Linked DNA regions of Homo sapiens: region 1 is linked to region 2. Evidence: read pairs that join two places in POLR2A ChIA-PET (ENCODE). Cell type or tissue: OCI-LY7. All regions are shown on one strand. Links, peaks and the distances in the headings refer to the core of each region. The heading gives the core; the rest is flanking DNA. Region 1 overlaps MMP7 (matrix metallopeptidase 7). Region 2 holds the start of LOC124902740 (a long non-coding RNA gene).

What was found. Peaks named below come from ENCODE experiments on the same cell type or tissue, not always from the same donor. Only the 100,000 strongest peaks of a DNase experiment are listed, where the experiment ranks them.
Region 1: POLR2A ChIA-PET joins it to region 2 with 5 read pairs; 4 of 35 experiments call an interaction of 5 or more read pairs at or near these places.

The regions. Positions count from the first base shown.
Region 1 is chr11:102,516,473-102,528,615 of GRCh38, forward strand. It overlaps MMP7 (matrix metallopeptidase 7), which reads right to left. Exons shown (of 6, transcript NM_002423.5): 2 at 11,285-11,511; 3 at 11,052-11,200; 4 at 8,464-8,592; 5 at 6,768-6,929; 6 at 4,036-4,332. The coding sequence ends at 4,304. Among named protein-coding and RNA genes, the nearest start is that of MMP7, 8.2 kb to the right of the region's middle. In OCI-LY7, for the core only: no CTCF peak of the experiment used is centred there; no DNase peak of the experiment used is centred there.
Region 2 is chr11:102,459,631-102,471,773 of GRCh38, forward strand. It overlaps LOC124902740 (a long non-coding RNA gene), which reads left to right and starts at 7,061. Exons shown (of 2, transcript XR_007062865.1): 1 at 7,061-7,135. It overlaps LOC102723838 (a long non-coding RNA gene), which reads left to right and starts at 7,625. Exons shown (of 3, transcript NR_135076.1): 1 at 7,625-7,738. TMEM123-DT (TMEM123 divergent transcript) reads left to right here. Exons shown (of 2, transcript NR_135053.1): 2 at 1,818-2,408. In OCI-LY7, for the core only: no CTCF peak of the experiment used is centred there; no DNase peak of the experiment used is centred there; H3K4me3 peaks cover 381 bases.

The sequences.
Region 1 (12,143 bases), core at 3,234-5,733, 54 kb after region 2:
AAGCTGACTAGGAGCCTGGTGTCCATGGATGTTCTTGTTCACTCGTACATTTAAGTTAGGATGAGCAGATGGATGGAGCCTTCCCTATTCCCAGCCTCAAAGCCAAAATATGGTTATTTTGTTCAGAGGCACAGAACCCAATTTAAATGTCCTGTTCTCTCTCAATTTTTTTAAAAAACTTGTTTAGCAAAGAACCCTTTGATATTTTGCCTGGAAGTGAACATCTGGCTCTCTGCCATTTTTGTTAAAGGGATGAAATGAAGTTAATTGTCTTATACACATGTACTCATACACAGTTAATCGCCTAATACCATTTTTCACCCTGCCTTCATTAAACCTTCTAACTGAGATTTCAAAGCCTCTGAGGAGTTGGACAATTTTAACTCCCATTTTCACTGTAGGCCTCTTTGTACATCCTAGGCTGAGGCTGGTATGTTTTGTCTATTAGCTGTATTAGATCTTACAGAAATTAATTGAAATCCCTTGTCCATTGCAGACCTCCTCCTGCTCTGTTTTATTCCTTCACTACTGCTTAAAAGAAATCTTTGAAGGGAGGGAAGACAAATTCATGTGCTAAGACCTCTTTCTTAAACTGGAGTTTATTGACTTTAAAACCAGAAAAATAACAAGTAATTTACAAAATACACCCAAGTCTTATGGACTTCTATAAATACATAGTACCCTGGCTTTGGAATACAGATTTTTTTCTTTTAAGACAGGGTGTCGCTCTATCACCTAGGCTGGAGTGCAGTGGCGTGATCTCAGTTCATTGTAACCTCTGCCTCCTGGGCTCAAGTGATCCTCATGCCTTAGTCTCCCAAGTAGCTGAGATTACAGGTGCCTGCCATCACACCTGGCTAATTTTTGTATCTTTAGTAGAAAGGGGGTTTTGCCATGTTGGCCAGGCTGGTCTTGAACTCCTGACCTCAAATGATCCACCTGTCTTAGCCTCCCAAAGTGTTGTGATTACAGGCGTTAGCCACGTGCCCAGCTGGAATTCAGGTGTTTTTTATTTCTTAAAATATGACAATCTTTTCCTCAAATAAGTGTCAAAAACAGGCAATGTCACCTTAATCTTTTACTGGTTTTCCTTTCTCATGGGATGGTACAGAATTAGAGTATGATAGGGTCCTGGGTGAAAATGGTAGAAGGGATACTAAGTATAATACAATGAAATAGTTTATTCTCTTTAGCTCAGTGGTTCTCAACTGGGGGCTATTTTTCCTCTTAGAGGATATTTGGTACTGTTTGAAGACTTTTTTGGTTGAGAGAACTGAGGATATTCTATTGGCATCAGTGCATAGAGGCCAGGGTTAACTGTAAGCATTCTTTTTTTTTCTTTTGAGACAGGGTCGTGCTCTGTTGCCCAGGCTGGAGTGCAGTGGTACAGTCATGCCTCACTGCAGCCCTGACCTCCTGGGCTCAAGCAACCCTCCCACCTCAGCCTTCCAAGTAGCTGGGAGCCCAGGTACGTACAACCACGCCTGGCTAATTGTCAAATTTTTTGTAGAGATAGGGTTTTGCTATGTTGCCCAGGCTGGTCTTTAATATCTGGGCTCACACAATCTGCTCACCTTAGCCTCCCACAATGCTGGGATCATAGGCATGAGCCACTATGTCTGGCCTAGTATTCTTAATACATAGGACACAACAAAGAATTATATAGTCAAAAATGCAAATAGTGCTGAGGTTAAGGACTTTTTCTCTTGTGCAACAATGTGAATATACTTAACAATACTGAACTGTACACTTAATGGTTGAGATGGCAAATTTTATGTTACATGTATTTTACCACAATTAAAAAAATGGGTCCTTATTTGCTAGGAAAAATTTTTGTTTACCAGTTAGTTTTATGCTATTTGATCAGAAAAAGAACATTTTATTTACTTCTATGCTCTGTTAGAGCTTACTTCATTGTCAAGATTGAAGGATAATATGTGGTGAAATACAGAACGGAGCCCGTGTGTGCAGATACCCTAGGAAAGCCAACTAAGCTACTGTGCCAGAATTTGCAAACCACAGAAATGAACTAACTATGGATAACTTAAGCAATAGACAAAATGTACTGGAAGGCAGTGCGGTCAGTTGTAAATCTGGAAGAGAAGCCCTACACCTAAGCTATGAGAAGGACAGGGCCCAGGGCAGCTTCAGGGAATCTGTCTGGGTGCAGGATTCACTAGGCAGTGTCTCCAGAGCCCCATGGCCAGGATGAATCCACCTATAACCCCTCCAGTGTTTTTGGGAGAGTGTCTGATAGGCCAAGCTTGGGTCCTGTACTCTTCTCTCAGCCCAGGCAGCTTGAGGCAACCTATGTGACATCTCATGAAGATTGTACACAAAGGGAAGAGGCAGTTTCTTGTCCCCAGAAGTAGGGTGATGGGATGCTGGGCAGGTAAGAACAATAGATATCCACTTTAGCTGCAAGGTAGATACTGCCTCCTGCTGTCTAAAATCAAAATACAAAGAGCTAAACAAACAACAAAATGCTTAAATCACCACTTTTGCTTACTGTGAACCTTAGGGAAATCATTTAATCTCTGTTTTGTCTTCTACAAAATGAAGAACTTGAATTTAATGACATAACTTCCTTTTCATTCTAGCATCATATTTATATATTTCCTTATGTTTTAAAAGGGTCTTTGAACGCTTGTTCACATATACTTAATTTTTTGCCTGGATTGTGGATTCTCCTCTCATTTGATCTATTCTTGGAATGGCTTCCTAAGGCTGCAGGATAGTTCCGAATTTCGGGATATTGATCTGCTTTTAGGGTATGTGTGGGAAGGATAATTTTTATCAGTAAGAAAGTAAATTTCAATTGTTCATCTCCCTATAGAGAAAGCCATTCATGGGTGTTGGGAGTGTGGAGAAGGAGGAAGAAAGAGAAGGCTGAAACAGCAAAGCCCTTGCCAGCTCCGTGTTCTGCTAAAAGGTTAAACCTTGCATAGAGAGTGCTTCACCCAGAGAAACACAGTGGGTTTCTACGTGTGGAAAGGGAGGACCTGAGCTGAAGGACATCAGGAAAATGAGTTTCTGGGGAAGTGAGAAGGAGTGGGGTTTAAAGACAAGAGGAGTTGGGAGACAGGTGGCAAGAGGCTGCAGCCTGCAGAAGCAGGTGGCCAATGAGAAATTCCTGATCGGGGATAAGTAAAGGATTTGGGCTGGGTGCGGTGGCTCACACCTGCAATCCTAGCACTTTGGGAGGCTGAGGCTGGTGGATCACTTGAGGTCAGGAGTTCAAGACCAGCCTGGCCAATAGGGTGAAACCCCATCTCTACTAAAAATACAAAAATTAGCCAGGGATGGTGGCATGTGCCTATAATCCCAGCTACTTGGGAGGCTGAGGCAGGAGAATCGCTTGAACCCACGAGGCGGTGGTTGCAGTGAGCCGAGATCGCGTGCCACTGTACACCAGCCTGGGTAACAATGACACTGCCTCCAAAAAAAAAAAAAAGGATTTGAAGGATGGGGATAATATCCATAATATCCAATTTTAGTTTTGTTCAATTTCATGACCCTTGCACAGTAGAAAATTCCACTATTTATGCAAATCTCCAGCAACATCTACATTCTCATTAAAGCCTGTAGCACTGGTCTGTAGAAAGTTAAAGAGAACAGGGTGAGACCAACATCTGCGTTGGCATGGGGAAAAGGGAAGGGAACCTAGAGAGTGGCTGCAGCAGGAGAGGTTGCAGGAAAATCAGGAGGTGAGGGGCAGGTAGGAACTTGGAGCTGGAAGTGACCGTGAGGTGGTAAGTCTTAAGTTGTTGGAAATTCTCAGACATTTGTGGGAAGAATTGGACTTTCCAGAGGACTCAGTGTGAGAGCACGGGCCACAAAGGTAAGGGGAAATTAGTGTAACTTTGGGCCACACTAATGAACAATAAAGAGGTGGAGCTCCCACCTTCCCTCTTGGGTGGAAGGGTGAGGTGCTGCGGAAGACCTCAAAATAGTGTGGTGGGATTCTTTTTTTGTCTTAGTCTTTCGTTTCATTGTATAGTATGTCTTCACAGAAAGAGTGCTCCAAACTATAAATAAATTTACCATGGAATAAACATTTTATTTATTTGTGTATGTAACATTTATTGACATCTACCCACTGCAAGTATAGATGAATAAGACACAGTCACACCATAAAGGAGTTTATCCTTAAAAGGAGTGAAAGACATTCAAAAACCAACTGCAATAAAAAAGGGTGACATAATTGCTAAATGGAGTGGAGGAACAGTGCTTATCAATTCTGATTGTGCAACAATGATATACAATCCAATGAATGAATGAATGGATGTTCTGCCTGAAGTTTCTATTTCTTTCTTGAATTACTTCTCTTTCCTATTGAGAGAAAAAAAAAGAACATTCTGATATGTAGAAAATGCATAAAAACCATCCTAAGATTATACAGGCAAAGGAAATGTCACAGAAAGTATAATCTATTATTCACTCAGACCATTTCTTGTCCCTGGGACAAAGATTCTGAAGAACAACCTCCAGAGGCTAAGAAGGCAGGATTGACTGGAGTGTGGGCCCAGGGCTCAGGTACCTTTGCATCTTGTTTCTACCAGTTTACTAGATGTGTGACCTTAGGTAGTTTACTACTTAACCTCTCTTAGCATCAGATTACAAATCTGTAAAATGTGGATAATAATGTCTCATTGAATTCTTGAATTAAATGAGTTAATCCATGTGAAGTCTTGGGATACTGCAAGTACTCAATGCATGTTAGCTATTATTTATTTATTTTTTGAGATGGAGTCTCACTCTGTTGCCCAGGCTGGATTGCAGCGGTGTGATCTTGACTCACTGCAACCTCTGCCTCCTGGGTTCCGGCAATTCTCATGCTTCAGCCTCCTGAGTTGCTGGGACTACAGACATGCACCTTCACGCCCGGCTAATTTTTGTATTTTTAGTAGACATGGGGTTTTACCATGTTGTCCAGGTCTCGAGCTCCTGGCCTCAAGCGATCCCCAACCACCTTGGCCTCCCGAAGTGCTGGGTAAAGGCGTGAGCCACCGCGCCCAGCCAGCTATTATTTTTATCATTCTGAGTATAGCATTAGGAATCTTGTATCTTAATCACTTTCTTTGGAATCTATGTTTTCTGCTCATATTACTTTTTAGATTAACTCCCTACATATACAGCCCACATAATTAAATTCTATTTCCATTTGTCCAGAAGTTACTTGTTTCCAACTCTGACCAGAGATGCCCTTTTGTCTAATACTTAAGGTTTTAATGCACTAGTCTCTTTTCTTCCTGTTAAATTTAATCAGCATGCCTCAGACCTTCTTTAGTCTCTTTGTATTTTTCTTAGGGTTCTAAAATATTTATAGACTGCTATAGAATATTCCATGAGTTCCACAGTTTTATGTAAGGGGAGGATAGTATTTTCAGTTTTGTTCATGATAACTTTACGAACAATAGTCAGCATTTTGTGAATCTTTTGGACAGCAGTGGTTCTTTACGTCGTAACTTTTGGGAATAGTTACACAGCATTTTCCAAAGTGTGTTCTCTGAAGTGCTAGTTTATGGGACTCATTGAGACCCATAAAAAGGATTATAATTTAGGAAACACTGAGTTAAACATTTGTTCAATACTCCATACTCTCTAATAGTCTATACACCTGAAATACAGTAGGTAGTGTTTCTTGAACTTATTTCTCCATAGCCTCCTTTTCTGGGAATCACCCTGTAGGACTAGTGTTCTGAGAATACAGTTTGGGACATGCTGATTTATAGCAAATGCTAGGTTGAACTGATATCTTAAATCCAGTGTCTTACTGGAATATTTCTCCCCTGAGGACAGTCCTCTATTATGTGGAAGCACTTTCATTGCTCACGTGATCATTTGAAGAATCTTAAGTGATCTTTTTGCAGTGTATTCTCTTCATCCTGATATTTTTACTGGCTAGGTTTAGTTATATCTGCTGATTTAAAGATGTCATTCTGTATTCTTTTATTCTTACTAGGATAAAAAGCTTACTGGGTAGTGATAGGCAGGAATATGTCGTAGAAAAAGTATGAAGTCACATAGCCCTCACTTGGAATCATGGCTCAAGCACTCGACAGTCACATGACCTTGGACAGTCCACTTAGCCTCTTTGAATCTTACTTTCCTTATCTTTATCCAGAGACAGAGCTTTTTATTCTTGTCCTTTGATTTCTTTCTCAAATACTACTTTTGGCTGACTCAATACAGTAAATCCAAATCAGTGCACTTAAAAAAACTGAATTTGGAACTTGATTAAACCAAAAAAGCATAGACTGGGGCAAGGGATATACATAAGTATCAAGACCAGGAATGATAAGCAGTTTCTGTCCGTGGTTAACCGCTTTCTCTACATGTACGTGCAAACAGGAAGAGCAGGGTCACTTATAATTATCTAGGATTGAATCCTTAGGAGTGGGCAGCTATGAAGAAAGGTGTTTTGTCCCTTCAGTCCACCCCTACAGGGGACACTCTCCTAAACTATTTAAACTGAGAGAGGAAGAGCAGTGGGTGGCAGCTTGAAGAAAATCTGGACAATATCATTTGCATAATTTTACCACATGATACTATGTTACTGAAACTCACAATCAACATCTTCATAGTATATTACAGCCTAGTTATATTTTAAGTATCTAAGGTCCCCAATTCCTCCCCTCAATAGGCTTTTTGATATGAGTTCCAGTGTGGTTTTCCAGGTAAATACCCATTTCCCAGCCTTTCTTTTCCTACCCCACTCTAAAAAGAAAATGGGAAATCCTCTTATTTGAAATAATAAATATTACCATATAGTTTCTGAATGCCTTTAATATCATCCTGGGAAAGTTTAAAATTTTGGGGATCTCCATTTCCATAGGTTGGATACATCACTGCATTAGGATCAGAGGAATGTCCCATACCCAAAGAATGGCCAAGTTCATGAGTTGCAGCATACAGGAAGTTAATCCCTACAACCGAAGAAGTGACAAACAGTAATGATAAAAATAGCTACATACATTATGTAATATTATATATATGATATCATAATTTAAAAAAACTAAAGAAAAATACCCAAGTTTTAGCCCACGGTAGCTTACTTATTTGTTTCTAGGCTTTCAAAAGTGGAGAGGGGTTAGAAGGTTAATCAGAATAGGAGTGCTTTAATCTCATCACTACTTCTGCTTATTAAAAATGTGTAATTTTTTTTATTTGCTTCTTTCATTCAGGCAGCAATACTCTGCAGTGGAAAGCAAAGGTTTTAAAAGCACTAAGACCTAGGTTTGAAATGTAGCTCCACTACTTACTAGCTGGACAACTCTGGACAGATTAATTGATGTTGCTGAGTCTCAGTTTCTCATCTGTTAAACAGAGACAGTAATTTCTGCCCTCTAGATTTGTCATGATAGCTAGAGTTTCTCAATATTTGGGAAGTCACGGCCATTCAATAAATGTTAGTGACTTTGGATATCAGAAGAGAGAATGGTGGCTTTGAGAAAGCGAAGATTGAAAGGCAGGGTCTCTAGGCAATGCTGGGCTTTGTTTTTGATTTTGATTCATTAACTTGTATTACATATATCCTTTGTTCTCCCTCATACTCATTGAAAGGCTTTGCAAGTATGTGGAAGGTGTGAGCCCGTGCGTTTGAGGAGTGGCCTGAGCTCTGGTGGCGTTGCATTGAATTGAAGGAAGCTGCCTTTAACCTACCTTAAGTGGGAAGAAAGAAGAATGAAAAGAATATGCCAGATGCAAATGGGAGGCAGCATCACAATTTAACATAGATTTTCACAGCAAGACAGCAAGCTATGGTGAATTCCTTTTGCCAAACACAAGTACAAATTTCCCTTTTAGGGCCAGTTGGTAGCCTTAAAAAAATTGTCTCTAATTGGGATTATTTATGCCAGAGCTCTTCTCCATTAGTTCTCTCATGTGCCTATAATATCCTACTATGTAAAATGATAAATATGATATACTAAATCATGGAGTTGGTTCTTTCTGGAAAATAGTGAATAATTCCAGAATTGCATATACTTCTCAAATATCATAGTTTCTACTTCTCTTTCTTTTCCATTTGGGGCATGTATTTTTTGGAAATATGAAGAAAGAGCTATAATTTAATTAATTATTAATACATTCCAAGCACTGTATAAGCATTATCTCATTTAATTTAAAGACTCCTTGATGTGGGAACTATTTATATTTCCATTCCACAGAGGAGGAAACTGAGGCTCAGAGAAATTCAATAACTTGCCCAATGACACAGAGTAATTGGTAGACGTACAGCAAATTGGATCAGTGGTGCTTGACTCCATAGCCTGAGTGTCCATCTTCTGTGTGTAGCATTATGAGTATATTACATGAAATAATGCATTTCAGGCATATAGTACAGTGTTTGGCACTTAGCAAGGGCTCAATACTTATTATAAATTAATATAATTATTTAACTTAGTGTAAGTCCAGGATTTTAAAACGGATGTGGAGTAGAAGAGACATGAGATGCTATACCTAGACTGCTACCATCCGTCCAGCGTTCATCCTCATCGAAGTGAGCATCTCCTCCGAGACCTGTCCCAGGCGCAAAGGCATGAGCCAGCGTGTTTCCTGGCCCATCAAATGGGTAGGAGTCCCCATGAGCTGAAAGAAAATGGAGTGATTGTTCTTAGTGACTGATTTTTTTTTTCTCCAGTCATTTTATTTTTCAGTTTATACGATTATTGAGGCTAGAAAAAGCAGCCCAGTCCAGGCCAGGCATGGTGGCTCACTTTGCGAGGCCGAGGTGGGCGGATCACCTGAGGTCAGGAGTTTGAGACCTGTCTGGCTAACATGGTGAAACCCCGTCTCTACTAAAAATACAAAAATTTGGACATGGTGGCACATGCCACCAAGTAGTAATCCCAGCTACTTGGGAGGCTGAGGCTGGAGAATTGCTTGAACTCAGGAGGCGGAAGTTGCAGTGAGCTGAGATCGCGCCACTGCACTCCAGCCTGGGTGACAACAGTGAAACTCCATCTCAAAAAATAAATTAAAAAAAAAAAAAAGGCAGCCCAGTGCAAGTAGCTGACATTGTTATGTGCTGTCGGTTGCACTCACAGGGTAGTTTGGGTGCTTTCTTGGCCCAGACACTTTTCCTTTCACAGAACCATTGCTCATCACTGATAATCACCATATATTGAAAGCTTACTGGATACAGGACTTAAAATGCAGTTATATCTAACTTAAGGTTGCATTTAAGCTTTTGTTAAATTTGACCACTTTGCTCGGCCAAAGGGTGGTGGGAGGGAGAATGAATATGAATACCACATTTGGCAAGTAATTTGTGCACCATTTCATAGGTTTTTTTTTTTTTTTTTCTTAAAAACCTAGCTTATTCTTCGTGGGCATAGTAAATAGTCTCTTAGAGAGCCATGCTCAAGATCTCTTAAAATGGCTTTTTATAGTCCTTTAATGTGTGATGCAGAGCTGGTTATCTTCGAGGTGATATGAGGCCAGTCCAGTTTATCTAGCTCTTAAAAAACTTGTAGTGCCATGATTAGTGCTTTCCCATAACATTTTCTTCGGTGTTGTCAATATTGTGGGTTGAAGTTCAAATTTCAGCTACAGTAGCCGGACCATTCCACATAGAACAGACTGAAATGGGCAACATTTTTCTCTAAATTTGCACCATGAAACACTAGCAATTAAGAACAATTTATGTATATGGGTTTTATATATACATATATACACACACACACATATATAACACATATACTAAAAAAATGGGTTTTACATATAGAAAAACCCACGTAAAAAAAAAAAATATATATATATATATTTTTTTTTTTTCTTTTGAGACATAGTCTTGCTCTGTTGCCCAGGCTGGAATACAGTGGTGTGACCTTGGCTCATTGCAACCTCTGCCTCCCAGGTTCAAGCGATTCTCATGCTTCAGCCTCCCAAGCAGCTGGAATTACAGGCATGCGTCACCATGCTCAGCTAATTTTTGTTTTAGTAGAGATGGGGTTTCACCCTATTGGCCAGGCTGGTCTTGAACTCCTGACCGCAGATGATCCACCTGCCTTGGCCTCCCGAAGTGCTGGGATTACAGGCGTGAGCCACCACACCCTGCTGTGTTATATATTTTTAAGTTCTTTAATATGAAAGTTTCCATTTCCTACTTCCTTGCCACATGAAAGGCATTAGCAACAGGTCATATACCACTTCTCAGGGGACTCTTGAGGCCTTTGGAAGCTGCGACTCTTTCTGTTGATTTAATATCGATGTTAGGTAGATATATTGTAAACATATAGTCATGTGCTACATAATGATCTTTCAGTAAACAGATCACATATACAATGGTCCTATAAGATTATAATGGAGCTGAAAAATTCCTATAGCCTAGTGATATAGTAGTTGTGATAATGTCATAGCTCAATACATTACCTTTTCAATGTTTAAATACGTTTAGACACACAAATACTTGCCACTGTGTTACAGTTGCCTACCGTATTCAGTATAGTAACATGCTGTATAGATTTACAGCCTAGGAGCAATAGGCTATACTATGTAGCCTAGGTGGATAGTGGGCTGTATCACCTGGGTTTGTGTAAGTGTATTCTATGATGTTAGCACAGTGACAAGATTGCCAAAGTTCTCATTCTCAGAGTGTATTCCCATTGTTAAGCAGTGCATGACTGTATATATAAATAATAATTCACGTTACAAAACAGGGGTTGGCAAACTTTTTCTGTAAAGGGTCAGATAACAAGTGTTTAAGCTTTGTGATCTCTGTCACAGTTGCAGCCTGAGCCCAAACAGTCATAGGTAATAGGGAAATGAAGGAGCCTGACTGTGTTCCAGTAAAACTTTATTTACAAAAACAGAAGGTGGGCTGGATTTGGCTCATGCATCATAGTTTGCCAACTGCTGCTATAAAAAGTGGCTCTATATTACCAGATTATAAAAATTATAATAATATTGCTAAATCTATCTATTAACTATCTATCTACCAATCATATCTCATTAAAGGATTTTAATCTTCATAAGAAAAGAGCACTGATATAAACCATGAACAAACAAAACAGGACACAGGATTAGCCTACAGGAATCTTTCTTACCTCCTCGCGCAAAGCCAATCATGATGTCAGCAGTTCCCCATACAACTTTCCTGAAATGCAGGGGGATCTCTTTGCCCCACATGTTTAAAGCCTTTGACACTAATCGATCCACTGTAATATGCGGTAAGTCTCGAGTATATGATACGATCCTAGTAGCAAACAAGAAAACAATGTTTGACCCCTAGGAAACAGGCTTTATTGTTTTTGCCAAAATGAGCCAGAGCAAAACTAACCTGTAGGTGACCACTTTGGAAGTCCATTTTGGGCTATTTGGAAATAGTGAGTATTCTGCAACATCTGGCACTCCACATCTGGGCTTCTGCATTATTTCTATGACGCGGGAGTTTAACATTCCAGTTATAGGTAGGCCAAAGAATTTTTGCATCTCCTTGAGTTTGGCTTCTAAACTGTTGGCATTTTTTGTTTCTGAGTCATAGAGATAAAATCTCTTGAGATAGTCCTATTGAAAAGAGAGTAATTAATCTATAGTTCTTGTTTATTATATTCTTTTATCTTAGAAGCCTATATATCTCTTGCCTTTGGTTCCTGTGAATTCAAATAATGATTTGAAGACAGAATAATTACATAGTCACAGAGAAAAATAAGTGTGCATTAGTGAGGAGAAAATTTAATATTGCTAATGAAGCACTGGCGTGCCATTTCGTGAGCAAAAGAAAAGAATCCCTCAATTTTTAAAAAATCCATTTAAATGTTTTGGGGAGAATTACACTGTACACTTTATAAAGCCTAGAAGTGTGTAAGAGCAATCAGGAAGCATGTACCAGTCTGTCCTCAGGGGTACGACTGGGACATTCTCTGTGTTATCATAGACCCTGTGGGGGAGATCTGAGGTCAACCAGCCCTATCTAAAGTCCAGCTGAGATGCGGTTCCAGCTAAAAGTTAAAGGGTCTTAAAATTTTAGCTCTGGGAAAAGATATTAGGAAATTATTAAATAGTTCAATTTAATAATCCGGTGAAGGAACCAAAGCTTATAGCAACTAAATGATTTATGTGCCCAGGTTCACACCTTAAATTAGTAGCAGAACTGGACTTGACTTTCCTGACTCCTAGGTCCTCTTTTCCCTCTTTCT
Region 2 (12,143 bases), core at 6,173-8,672:
GTGTGTTGGGGGAATAAAAAGAAAGCCAATGTGCCTGAAGCTCAGTGAATAAGAACAGAGAGGTACAAGGGAAGATCTGGGCCTTTTCAGATGAGGAATTTAGATTTTATTTTAAATATGATGTATGGAAAGAACAAGAACAACAAAACAAAATGTGATGAGAAGCCATTTGAGAGTTGGCAAGTCATCTTGTGCTTTATATATTTTTAAAAACATCACACCAGCTTCTGTGGAGGAACAAGAGTAGAAACAGACCAGTTATGAGGCTATTGTTGGGGGCTTGAACTAGGGTAGAAGTGGTGACAATGGAAGAAGTGAATGGATTTAGGATGTGGATTGAGAGTAGAGTCAATTGGATATGATGGCTGAGGGAAAGAGAAATTAAGCCTCTTAGGTTTGTGGCTTGAGCAACTGGGTGAGTGGTAGCTTCACATCCCATATCCTGGAATACTAACCCACACTTTTTGAATTCTGTCCTACTGTCCTTCTGTCATTTCTGAATCTCTTATAGCAACCTTCATCAGGAACGCATACAGAGTTAGCCAAATTGAATACAATATTTCAGTGATCATCTGTTGGTATCTACATGGGTCAAGAGGGAAGTAAGCGCTATTGGATGATCCCTAAGTTTGCTCTCACCCAGGAATACTGCATTTTGAGTATTACTTGTGTTAGCAGTGGTGAATCCGTATGGGTCTGCGGCAGCCTCAACTCTTGCCTCCTCAGAAGAAAGAATTTGACCGAGGGGCATAAGACAGAGTGAGAGAATGAGGCAAATTTTGGAGCAGGAGTGAAAGTTTATTCAAAAGCTTTAGAGCAGGAATGAGAGAAAATAAAGTACACTTGGAAGACGGCCAAGTGGGCAACTTGAGAGATCAAGTGTACTGTTTGACCATTGATTTGGAGTTTTATATGTTGGCATTCTTTTGGGGTCTGCATTACTTCTCCCTTTTTTCTTCCCTTGTGGGGGTTGTCTGCCTGTGCGGTGGCCTACTGGCTTTTGAGGGGGGCCGCATGTGCACTGTGTTTACTGGAGTTGTATGCACGCTCACTTGTGGCATTTTTCCCTTACCAGTCTAGTGGTCATATACCAGGTATACTTTGCCTTTTGCCTCCTTTTTTTTTTTTTTTTTTTTTTAATGCGGAGTCTCGCTCTGTCACCCAGGCTGGAGTGCAGTGGCGCAATCTTTGCTCACTGCAACCTCCGCCTCCCAGGTTCAAGCAATTCTCCTGCCTCAGCCTCCTGAGTAGCTGGGACTGCAGGCCCGCCACCATGCCCAGCTAATTTTTATATTTTTAGTAGAGACTGGTTTTCACCATGTTGACCAGGATGGTCTTGATCTCTTGACCTCATGATCTGCCCACCTCGGCCTCCCAAAGTGCTGGGATTACAGGTGTGAGCCACCACGCCTGGCCTGAAACCTCTTATTTCTATGAGAGACAAAAGGATGTACTGTGTGATGTCTCATTACACCCATCGTTGTACCGATGAGAAACCTCAGCAAAATCCCAGAGGTAAGTGTTGACAGTTTCAAAGGTCAGAAGGCCCATGACCTTGCATGTAAAATCAAAAGGTCAGAACTATTATGTTGTCAGGGTGACACCCTAAAGAGGGGAGGATGGGTAGGCAGTGTTCTCCCTCCTCAAAGAAAATTTTGTCATTTTACCCTTATAATTGCCACATATTTTTTCCAGATACCTTTCATGTAGCCCACCCCCAATAAGTAAATATATTAGAATTTCACTGTGTAATGAGAATAAAAGAAAGGACTTTAGATGATAAGCTTTTGTGATCTTCTCCTCTCTCCTCCCTTCAGCCCTGACTCCAGTGTCTCCAGCTGAGAGGCTGAGCTTGCCAGCTCCATTTCTGACTGCTCATGGAGCAGAATCAGTGACCAAGGAGAAAAGGGCTGAGTGAAGAAACAAGTGTGAGTGCCAAGATGATGCCAAGGGCTGTGATTTCCTGGTGGGAAGAAAGAAGGAATAGAAGCCAAAGGAAGGGGGATGAAAAGCAAAACCAAGAATCACAAGGAATCAAGTTCGGAGAGAATTTTGGCAGAGATTTTGAGAGGGGGGCTTTAAGTCAGCCATGGACATACTGAAGCAAGAGGAATGAAGGGAAAAAAGAAAAGGGGGGAAAAAAAGAAGAAGAATGGGGCCAAGGAGGATTTAAGACTACCATTATAGGTTACAAGTTGAATTCTTTTTAATATTCTTCAAGCAATGACAGTAAAGATTCAAATAACTTTTAAATTACCTTTGATTTCTAAACCAAGTTTCTTGGAATGTGAAAGTCGCCAAGACTGGGCCCTGCAGGGCCTGGGTTGGGCTACTACTGCCTATGGAGATTCTGAGGGTATTAACCTTAATAATGGCATGAAATCAATAAAAATCATCCAAAAGCTTTTTTCTGAGCATCTATTGTATGTGCAGCATTGTATAAGGCATGGAAGAAAAAGCAAAATAGTATAATGTGTGGCCATGTCCCTGCAGGTGTTATATTTAAGTAAATGACCCATTTCCACGTGGGCAAGTAAGTAATAGCACTCCACCAAAACTGTCACCAGACTGTGAGGGCTGTAAGTTGGTAGGAAGAAGTACTAACTAAATGTAGAACTTAATATCTATTTTTCCTTATTTGATTTTTAAACTTCACCCCAAAACGTAATAATTGCCGTAAGCTTTAAGATTTTATAATTCCAATAATATATACCAAACAAAAATACCATTCCTAGAAAAAAAAAGTCTGGAAAAAAGGTAAAGATTAATAGTCATATTTCTGGTTGACCATTCTCTGAGTGATCTTTTTTTTTTCCTTTCTACTTTTCTGAGTTTTTCAGCTTTTCTGAAATAATATGTATGACATTTCAAGGAATTTTTTAAGCTGTTATTTTAGAATTATAGTTCTAATAATGATAAAAGACATTTTCTGACTATCCTACAATAAGATACGAGGCTAAAAACAAATATGATCTAATCTACTTTTAGAGCCTAGGCCTGAGGAAGAAAAGGGTAAAAGAAAACCATATTCCATGATGGAGAAAAAAGTCTAGAACTTACTCAAATTCTTTCTTCTAAACATATCAAGTGATCTATTTGTAGCGACCAGGTCTTTGCGTAAACATTCCAGCCATTTGCCTAATCATCTGGTTTAAATTTTAATGGATTTAACCTTGGAAAGAGGGCTGTGTCTACACTGAGAGTCAAGATACCTGGTTTCTGATGTCAGCTGTGCATTGCAGCTGACTTCCTGTGTCTATGATTGAGCTGTCTCACTGGCGTTGCCCATGGGTTCTTCGTCTTAAAAATGAGCATTTTACATACATTGATGATGGGAATGTAAAATGTACAGTCACTATGAAAACAGTTTGGTTGTTCCTCAAAAAGTTAAATATAGAATTACCCAGTATACATTACCCAGTAATACCCAGTATACCCAGTATACCCTGCCCAGTAATTCTCGTAGGTATAGAATCAAAAGCAGAGATTCAAACACATACTTGTACACAAATGTTTTAAGCGTGACCCACAATCTCCAAAAGGTAAAAACAACTCAATTGTCCATCAGAAGATGAACGGATAAAGAAAATGTGGGCCGGTCGCAGTGGCTCACGTCTGTAATCCCAGCACTTTGGGAGGCTGAGGCGGGTGGATCATGAGGTCAGGAGATCGAGACCATCCTGTCTAACACAGTGAAACGCCATCTCAACTAAAAATACAAAAAATTAGTTGGGTGTGATGGTGGGTGCCTATAGTCCCAGCTACTTGGGAGGCTGAGGCAGGAGAATGGCGTGAACCCGGGAGGTGGAACTTGCAGTGAGCTGAGATCGCGCCACTGCACTCCAGCCTGGGCAACAGAGCAAGACTCCGTCTCAAAAAAAAAAAAAAAGAAAGAAAATGTGATATTGTGGTATTCACATATAATGGGATATTAATGAGCCATGAAAAAATGATGTTCTGATACATGCTACAACATGGATGAACCTCGAAAACATTATGCTAACTGAAATAAGCCAGACACAAAAGGAAATATATTGAATCATTCCATTTATGTTAGGTGCCTAGAATAAGCAAAGTCAGAAACAAAGTAGATTAGAAGTTGTCTGGGACTGGGGGAGGCAATAATTGAAGTTATTGTTTAATGGGTACAGAGCTTCTGTTTGGAGTGACAGAAAATTTTTGGAAATAGCTAGTGGTGGTGGTTGCACAACATTGCATCTGTAATTAATGCCACTAAATTGTGTACTTAAAATTGGTTAATATGGCAAATTTTATGTTATATATCTTACTACAACAAATGAGAGATTTAATAAGATATTTCTGAAATATCTTTGAACTCTAATATATATATATAATTATTGGTAGACATGGGGTTTCGCCATGTTGCCCAGGCTGATCTTGAACTCCTGAGCTCAGGCAATCCACCTGCCTTTGAATTCTAATAGTCTATAATACCACAGGCAAAGGGCTACTGTAAGAAGAGGGAATTGATCTGAGTCTTGAAGGATGTGTTAAAATAGGGGTCCGCAGTCCCTGGGTCGCAGACCATTACCTGTTCGTGGCCTGTCAGGAACCGGGCGGCGCAGCAGGAGGTGGCAGTGGGCGAGCCATTACCGCCTGAACTCTGCCTCCTGTCAGATCAGCTGCAGCATTACCTTCTCATAGGAGCACGAACCCTATTGTGAACTGCACACATGAGGGATCTAGGTTGTGCACTCCTTATGAGCATCTAATGCCTGATTTGAGGTGGAACAGTTTCATCCTGAAACCATCCCCCACCTCTCCATGGAAAAATTGTCTTCCACAAAACTGGTCCCTGGTGCCAAAAAGGTTGGGGACTTTTGTGTTAGAATTTGTCCACTAGAATGCTTCAAAGATGGGAAAACCCAAAATAGCAAACAGGAGGCTGCAGGCCACATCCAGCCGGGAGTTAAGTTTTGTGTGGCTTTCACAGTGTTTATCAACACAGCATTTAGGATTTTAAAAACTTGGTTGCTAAAATTTAAAACCCGAGAGTATCGATATAAAAATTCTGATTCCTGGTTTCTCTGGAAACATTGAACAATCTGGTAATACCAGACCGATCCTTTCAACAGGAGTTATGAAATGGCTGCTCCCTTTATGCAGTATTTGAACTCTCTGTACTCTCCGTATTGTTTTATTCCCAGCTGGCTTCTTAATTTCTAATACTTGCATTTGAATGTCTGATCCCTAACATAAAACAAGAATCAGGTAAATTATTTCTGAGGGCCCTGTCCCTGGGTTGTCAATTTATAAAGTATTAAATTTTGTTTTCTTTTTGTTTCTTTCTTGCCTCATCTGCAATATAGAAACAACTCTTCTAGGCTACCACATAGGGCTTCAGATTTCTGTAACTGACACAAATATGTGTAAATAATTTTGCAAGCATAGAGTTATAAAGAATACTTAGACTACTCATGCAGGCAGTTCCTGAAGTTGGGTCACTGTTGTCTAGAATAGTTAAAACATTTTATAACTACTTTTATGACTACAAATTTTATTGGTTTTATTTTTCGTTTCAAAGAAAGTCAAAAGTATTACTTTAGTTTTGAACAAAAAAATGCACAGAAGTATCTAAAATAAAAAGAAAAAATCCTTCCTGTTTTACTTCCCTAGGGGTAACCACAGTTAGCACTTGAGTGTTTTTCTTTCCAGACCTTTGTTTCTGTTTGTGTCTTTGTTTTAGTTTTAGGTTTTGCACCTACAATTACGTAGATATTTGAATATGTATTTATATGAACATAGAAACATAGAACATATGGGTTTTTCCCGAAAATACATGCTTTTCAACTTGCTTTTAAAAAATTTGACAGTATGTCATAATCATTTTTCCATATGTATACACAAATGTATATGTTTCATTGTGATGGCTACGAAGTATTCAGAGCATGGATGTAATTCATTTTAGCATTTCACTTTTGACAGATATTTCAGTTATTTCTGATTTTTACTAACATAAATGTGATGATACTTTTTGGCAATGTGATGGGCAAATGACGGTGTCTCATTTTGTTTAATTTGAACTTCCCTTCTTAATCACTGAGATGGAACATCTTTGCCTATGTTTATTAGCCATTTTTATTTCCTTTCCGGGAATTATCTGCTTATATCCTGAGTTGCTTACCAAGTTGTGGACATGAAAATAATGTAACTAGAAAATACATGTATGTAGTTATATACTAAGGGATGTTTCAAAACCTCATTCCTGTCTTGGAGTGTATGTTCTTGTTCCTTTCTAACATGTCAGCTTCCTCTTATTATGGCTTGTAGATCACCAGATTAGCAACATTTGTTCTTTGTTCAGAACAACTAGCTAGGGGCAACATGTAATTTACAAAGAAATGCAGAGGTTACAATCTAATGATGCAAAGAGAAGTAATAGATATAAAACATACATGGAGCAAATCTAACAAAAGATAATGAAAATTGCTTTCTTTTGAGCAGTGCTTTGCAGTGTTGAAGAAGATGTGTATATAAATAGCTAAAAGATTAAGCAAAAAGGTAAGTGCTATAGCATTGTAATAGGGATTCCAGGGAAACAGATATAAGTTGAGAGTGTGGGGACTGTTATTGTGGAACCAGAAAGAACTCCAAGAAGGATGGTAGAGAGAGAAAAGTTGGGGTGGAAAGCCTTCTTCGAAGTGGAAGATAAACAATGTGAAGAGAAAGGACAAAAGAAGGACCAGCTCCCATTAGATTGAGCACAGCATTTAGAATGCCTGGGAAGTGACACAGGAGTGAAGACTCCCCTATTAACCTTCTTTCTTCTGAGCACCATACTCCTGTTAAGTCAATCTTAAGGCTGTGCCATTTTTATCAGCCATATCTCACTAGTGGTTTATCTGGGGTTTGAGATGAACTGAAATCTTCTAATGTTTCCACACAGACATTGTCTGTGACCACAGGAGGAATACGCTACATGTGAACCATTCTATCCCTGATTTTTAGTCACCATGACATCCATTAACTCATTGAGTCCTTTATTATCTAATGTGACAGCATTCCAAAGATAGGTATTGTCCTCCTAGTATGCATTAGGGCTGTGGTAGGTGGTAGCGAGACAAAAGTGAACATGGCAGGTTTCCTTCCTTGTGTAACCTCAAGTTTATCGCAGGTGGGTTAAGTGGAGTACTTAGATACTTAGCTAGAACATGTGAGTACCCGAGTCTTAGAGGTAGTGTGTCCGGATTTGAATCTGTTTCAAGGCCTGATCTTCACTCTTGTTAATAAGGGTTAGCCTGCAAAGGTTCTCTACCACTTGTATGAGTCTGGTGGGATAGAACACTCATACATACCAAGTTAGGCAAACAGATTTAATACTCACAGATAAGCAGCAAGGATAAACCAAAGCCTAGGATCCCTGACAAGCTGGTCCTCCAGAGCTCAGGAAAGCCGTCCAGAGTGGGGTGGAGTCTTATCTGCACAGACCCCATGTCACAATACAGCTAAGGACACCGAAAGCACACCACCCTGGGCTTTTATATCCTGGGTGCAAAGGGGCTTGCTGAGCTCAAGTGTTGCAGAATATAGCCCGGTGGTTCCGGGCCTTTTTCCTTATGTCAGGATGTCATATTCTCAGTGCATTCTGTAAGAAATCTGGGTGGGTCAAGGTCATCCAGAGACCTGTCCTCCTGCATAGCCTTGTTGGGAAGGACCAACAGGTGGCTTGCTGGTGCCTGAGACACAAGAGACTGGTGAGATGAGCTGAAAATGGGAGGTGATAATTCACACTCTCATTCAGGGAAGCCTTGGCTTTTATTTATATTATATTTTATTGTACCTGTTTACAGAAGATCAGTATGCCTTAGCAGATGGAGGAAGTTTTACTCACACTTAAAACATTTTTTTTTTCTTGTAGAACCAGTTAGTTCACATGGCCCTCTGGCATACTAGAAAGCTGGAGTGGCTCTAATAATGGTGGCATTATAATAGAATCTAACTGGACATTTGTTACTTCGTTCAGGGTTCATATTGTTCAGATTATTTTGTTTTGTATTATCTTGTTTTATTGCTTGCTGTAAATTGTAAATGTTACAATAACAAACTGACCCAGGGTGAGAACAATTTTCAGCTTGCTGGATTTCTATATAAATAATACAATCTGTGTATCTCCCACATCGGTTTGCTCAGATAGTTTATAAAACACCAATAAAATGTCTGACTTCAGGATTAAGGAAGCTGTGTAGTACGGTGGATAAACACTTGATAAGAGTTGGAAGGTAAGGCTTCTGATCTTATTTCTGCCACTTCTAATTGTGGAGCACAAACCACAAATTTATTTCCTCTTGGGTAAAATAGGGAGAGTTCAATTGACAAGGGTGTCCTTAGTGTCCTATACAGCTGCCAAAAACAACAGCCACCCTGGAACCAAACCCATGACTTCAAGAGACACAAGTGTGTGCTGACCCCAGAGATGCATGGCTGCATATCTTCCTGGTTATACATTTGCTGTGCCACCTGACAGCATGACCTTCAATCTGTCCTCTCCTCTATCTACAAGCCTAGGTCCCTTAGTTTCTTGGAACTTCCATTTCTTCAACTGTAATATAAGGAAAATAATAGTACTGTTACCGGAATGGGGTCCTGATCAAGACTCCAGAGATGGTTCTTGGATCTCACACAAGAAAGAATTCAAGGCAAATTCATACGGCAAAGTGAAAGTAAGTTTATTAAGAAAGTAAAGGAATAGCAAGCAGGCTCTGTGGTGCGATGGATAAGTGCATTGGACTTCTAGCCTAAATCGAAAGAGATTCAAAGAAAGTAAAGGAATAGAGAATGGCTACTCCATAGACAGAGCAGCCCCGAGGGCCTCTGGTTGCCCATTTTTATGGTTATTTCTTGATTATATGTTAAACAAGGGGTGGATTATTCATGCCTCCTGTTTTTAGACCATGTAGGGTAACTTCCTGACATGCCCACGGCATTTGTAAAGTGCCATGGTGCTGGTGGGAGTGTAGCAGTGAGAATGACCAGAGGTCACTCTCATCACCATCTTGGTTTTGGTGGGATTTAGCAGGCTTCTTTACTGCATGCAACCTGTTTTATTAGCAAGGTCTTTATGACCTGAATCTTGTGCTGACCTCCTGTATCATCCTGTGACTAAGAATGCCTTAACTTACTGGGAATGTAGGCTAGCAGGTCTTAGCGTTATCTTATCAAGCCCCTATTTAAGATACAATTGCTCAGGTTCAAGCACCTCTGACAGTACCTCTGTCATAGGAGTGCCTCGCGGTCAGAACAAATTTATAGACAAAAATGTAATGTGATGTACAGAAATTGGAAGTGAGGTACAGAAACAGCTGGATTGGTTACAGTTCAGCATTTGCCTTATTTGAACACAGTTTGAACACTCAGCAGTAAACGACTGGTTGAGCCATGGCTGCTGGGATTGGCCAAGACTCAGCGATTGTTACAGGAACATAACTCCTAAGTTAGGTTTTCAATCTTGCCTACCTATTAAGTTAGGTAGCAGTTCATCCACAAGGACTCAAATATAGAGGTATGGAGTCCTTCTCAGGCCACGTTTAGTTTGCTTTAACACACTAAATAAAGAAGACATTTTTGAAATGAAAACAGTGAAATTCCAGATGAACAGTAAATAGAACTACCAGTCAGTGAGTCATTTTTCTTGGCTGACCCCACAGTGAAAATGCATAAAAACACTGGAGAAAGTATAATATAAAATGACATTTAATGAAGAAGACTTCAGTAAATCGATGAGGAAGTTAGGATTTTTCAGAGGCTAAAAAGTAAGTGAAAGCAGAAACACAAAAAGGTCAAAGAGGTTGGCTTTTACCATGGAGACATTTACCAAAGCAAACTCTGGTTTTCTTCCTTGAGAAGCACAAATGACCTGGAGCCAAGGCTTGTTACAGTAGGTAACTAGGCAGACATGAACAGGGCCGGAGAGGCCCCCCTTCATCAGGAATGTCTGGCAACCATCAGGTTGATGGTCAGGCGGTTGTTAAACTGCCTCTGCAAAATAACAATTTGTTGCAGCCAGCGCCAGGGAAAGGCAGTCTCCCAATAGGTAGAAACACCTGAAACTGGTGATCAGCATCTTCCCGATGGAGTTGGGCGGGCAGGTTCACGCATGTTCACTAAGCAGCAAAATGGCAGAGTTTAACTGGTGTAAGACCTTCTAGGAACACTCGACTGGTAAGGGAAGAATGCCTCAAGTGAGCATGCGTACAACTCCAGTAAACACAGTGCACAAGCGGCCCCTCTCAAGTGCTGGCAGGTCACTGCGCATGCGGAATGCCAACGTATAAGACCCCAAGTTGAGGGTCAAACCACGCACTTGATCTCTCAAGTCACCTGCTTGGCCTCTTCCAAGTATACTTTACTTCCTTTTGTTCCTGCTCTAAAACTTTTAAATACACTTTCACATCTGCTTTAAAACTTGCCTTGATCTGTCCTTATGCCTTATGCCCCTCAGTCAAATTCTTTGTTCTGGGGAGGCAAGAATTGAGGTTGCTGCAGACCCAAACAGATTCAGATTCACTGCTGCTAACAGACTCACCTGAATTGAGGGTGGAATAGCAGACCCCTGTCAAACCTAGAAGACATAAAAGGTGAAAGTGCTGATGTCTTCTTGGATTTCTTCTTCTCCCTTTTCTTTTGGAAGCGAATTGTTCAGTAAGTCCTCTTCATTCTGTAATCCAGTCATTGCTCCTGATCTTCAACCCTTCAGGCATTGACACCCTCCACCAGCGAAAATCTCACTTACATGTGGAATCTTAAAAAAAAAAAAAGTCAAATATACAGAGAGAAAAAAAACTGTGGTTGTGGTTACCAGGGGAAGGGCAGGGGTTGGGAGGAGGGAGGAAATGGAGACAGGTAGGTTAGAGTTTACAAAGTAGCAGATGTGTAGGATGAGCAAATCTAGATATCTAATGAACAACATGAAGTCTATAGTTAATAAAATTGTACTTTATTTAGGAATTCTGCTAAATGAGTAGATTTTAGCTCCTCGTGAACATACACACACACAAATGGGTAACTGCATGAGATGATGGATATGTTAATTTGCCTCACTATAGAAACCATATTACTATCTATATGTATCCCACAACATTATGTTGTATGCCTTAAATACACATACACGATAAAATTTATTTAACACAATTTAAAAAAATAAAGTCATGGGTATTGGAGTATATTTAGATTTGCACAATTTATAGCATGTGGTAGGTACTCAAAATATATTAGTTTTCTCCATCTTCAACTAGAAAACAGAGGAGATTGTAATGTTAAAGATGCTTGAGAAGAATGTTACACATTAAAAGCAGAATTTTAAGAATCTTAATGTAATAGCAGTGTTGGAAAGAAAAGCATTAGAGAATAGGATAGTGTTAGGACACGGTTTACAACATTGCTTTTCAAACTATTTCTGATGAGGAGCCTCTTTCTCTCTCTTTCTCTCTCCTTCCTTCCTTCCTTCCCTCTTGCTTGCTTGCTTGCTTGCTTGCTTGCTTTCCTTCCCTCTCTCTCTTTCTTTCTTTCTTTCTTTCTTGTTGCCCAGGCTGGAATGTAATGGCGCAATCTTGGCTCACCGCAACCTATGCCTCCCAGGTTCCTGCCTCAGCCTCCCGAGTAGCTGAGATTACAGGCATGTGCTACCATGCCTGGCTATTTTTGTATTTTTGGTAGAGACGAGGTTTCTGCATTTTGGCCAGGCTGGTCTCAAACTCCTGACCTCAGGTGATCCACCTGCCTCAGCCTCCCAAAGTCCTCAGGTGTGAGCCACCACGCCCCGCCTCTTTCTTTCTTTTTTAATCTACTGCAGGTCATCTGTAATATACAATTAAAACTTACTAGCTAAATGAAATTTAAACTGGCATAGGGAAACACAAGCCTAGTGTTCTATTTTTGGATCCAACCAACAGACATAAAATTACTTTGTCAAATTGCTGTCAATTCTTCTGACAACTCCTAATTTCTGTACTTGCCTTGGACTGGGAACCAGCTGTTCATGGAAGGGCACTGCTCTAAAGTAGCACTGGCCAGGAGCTGCTGTAATAATCCTCTGTCAATGCCCTCCAGCCAAAGACCAACAGGAGCACACCTATTACTGATCAAGTTGGGTTTGTGAAATCACTTTGCAATAATTTTAAGTGAGA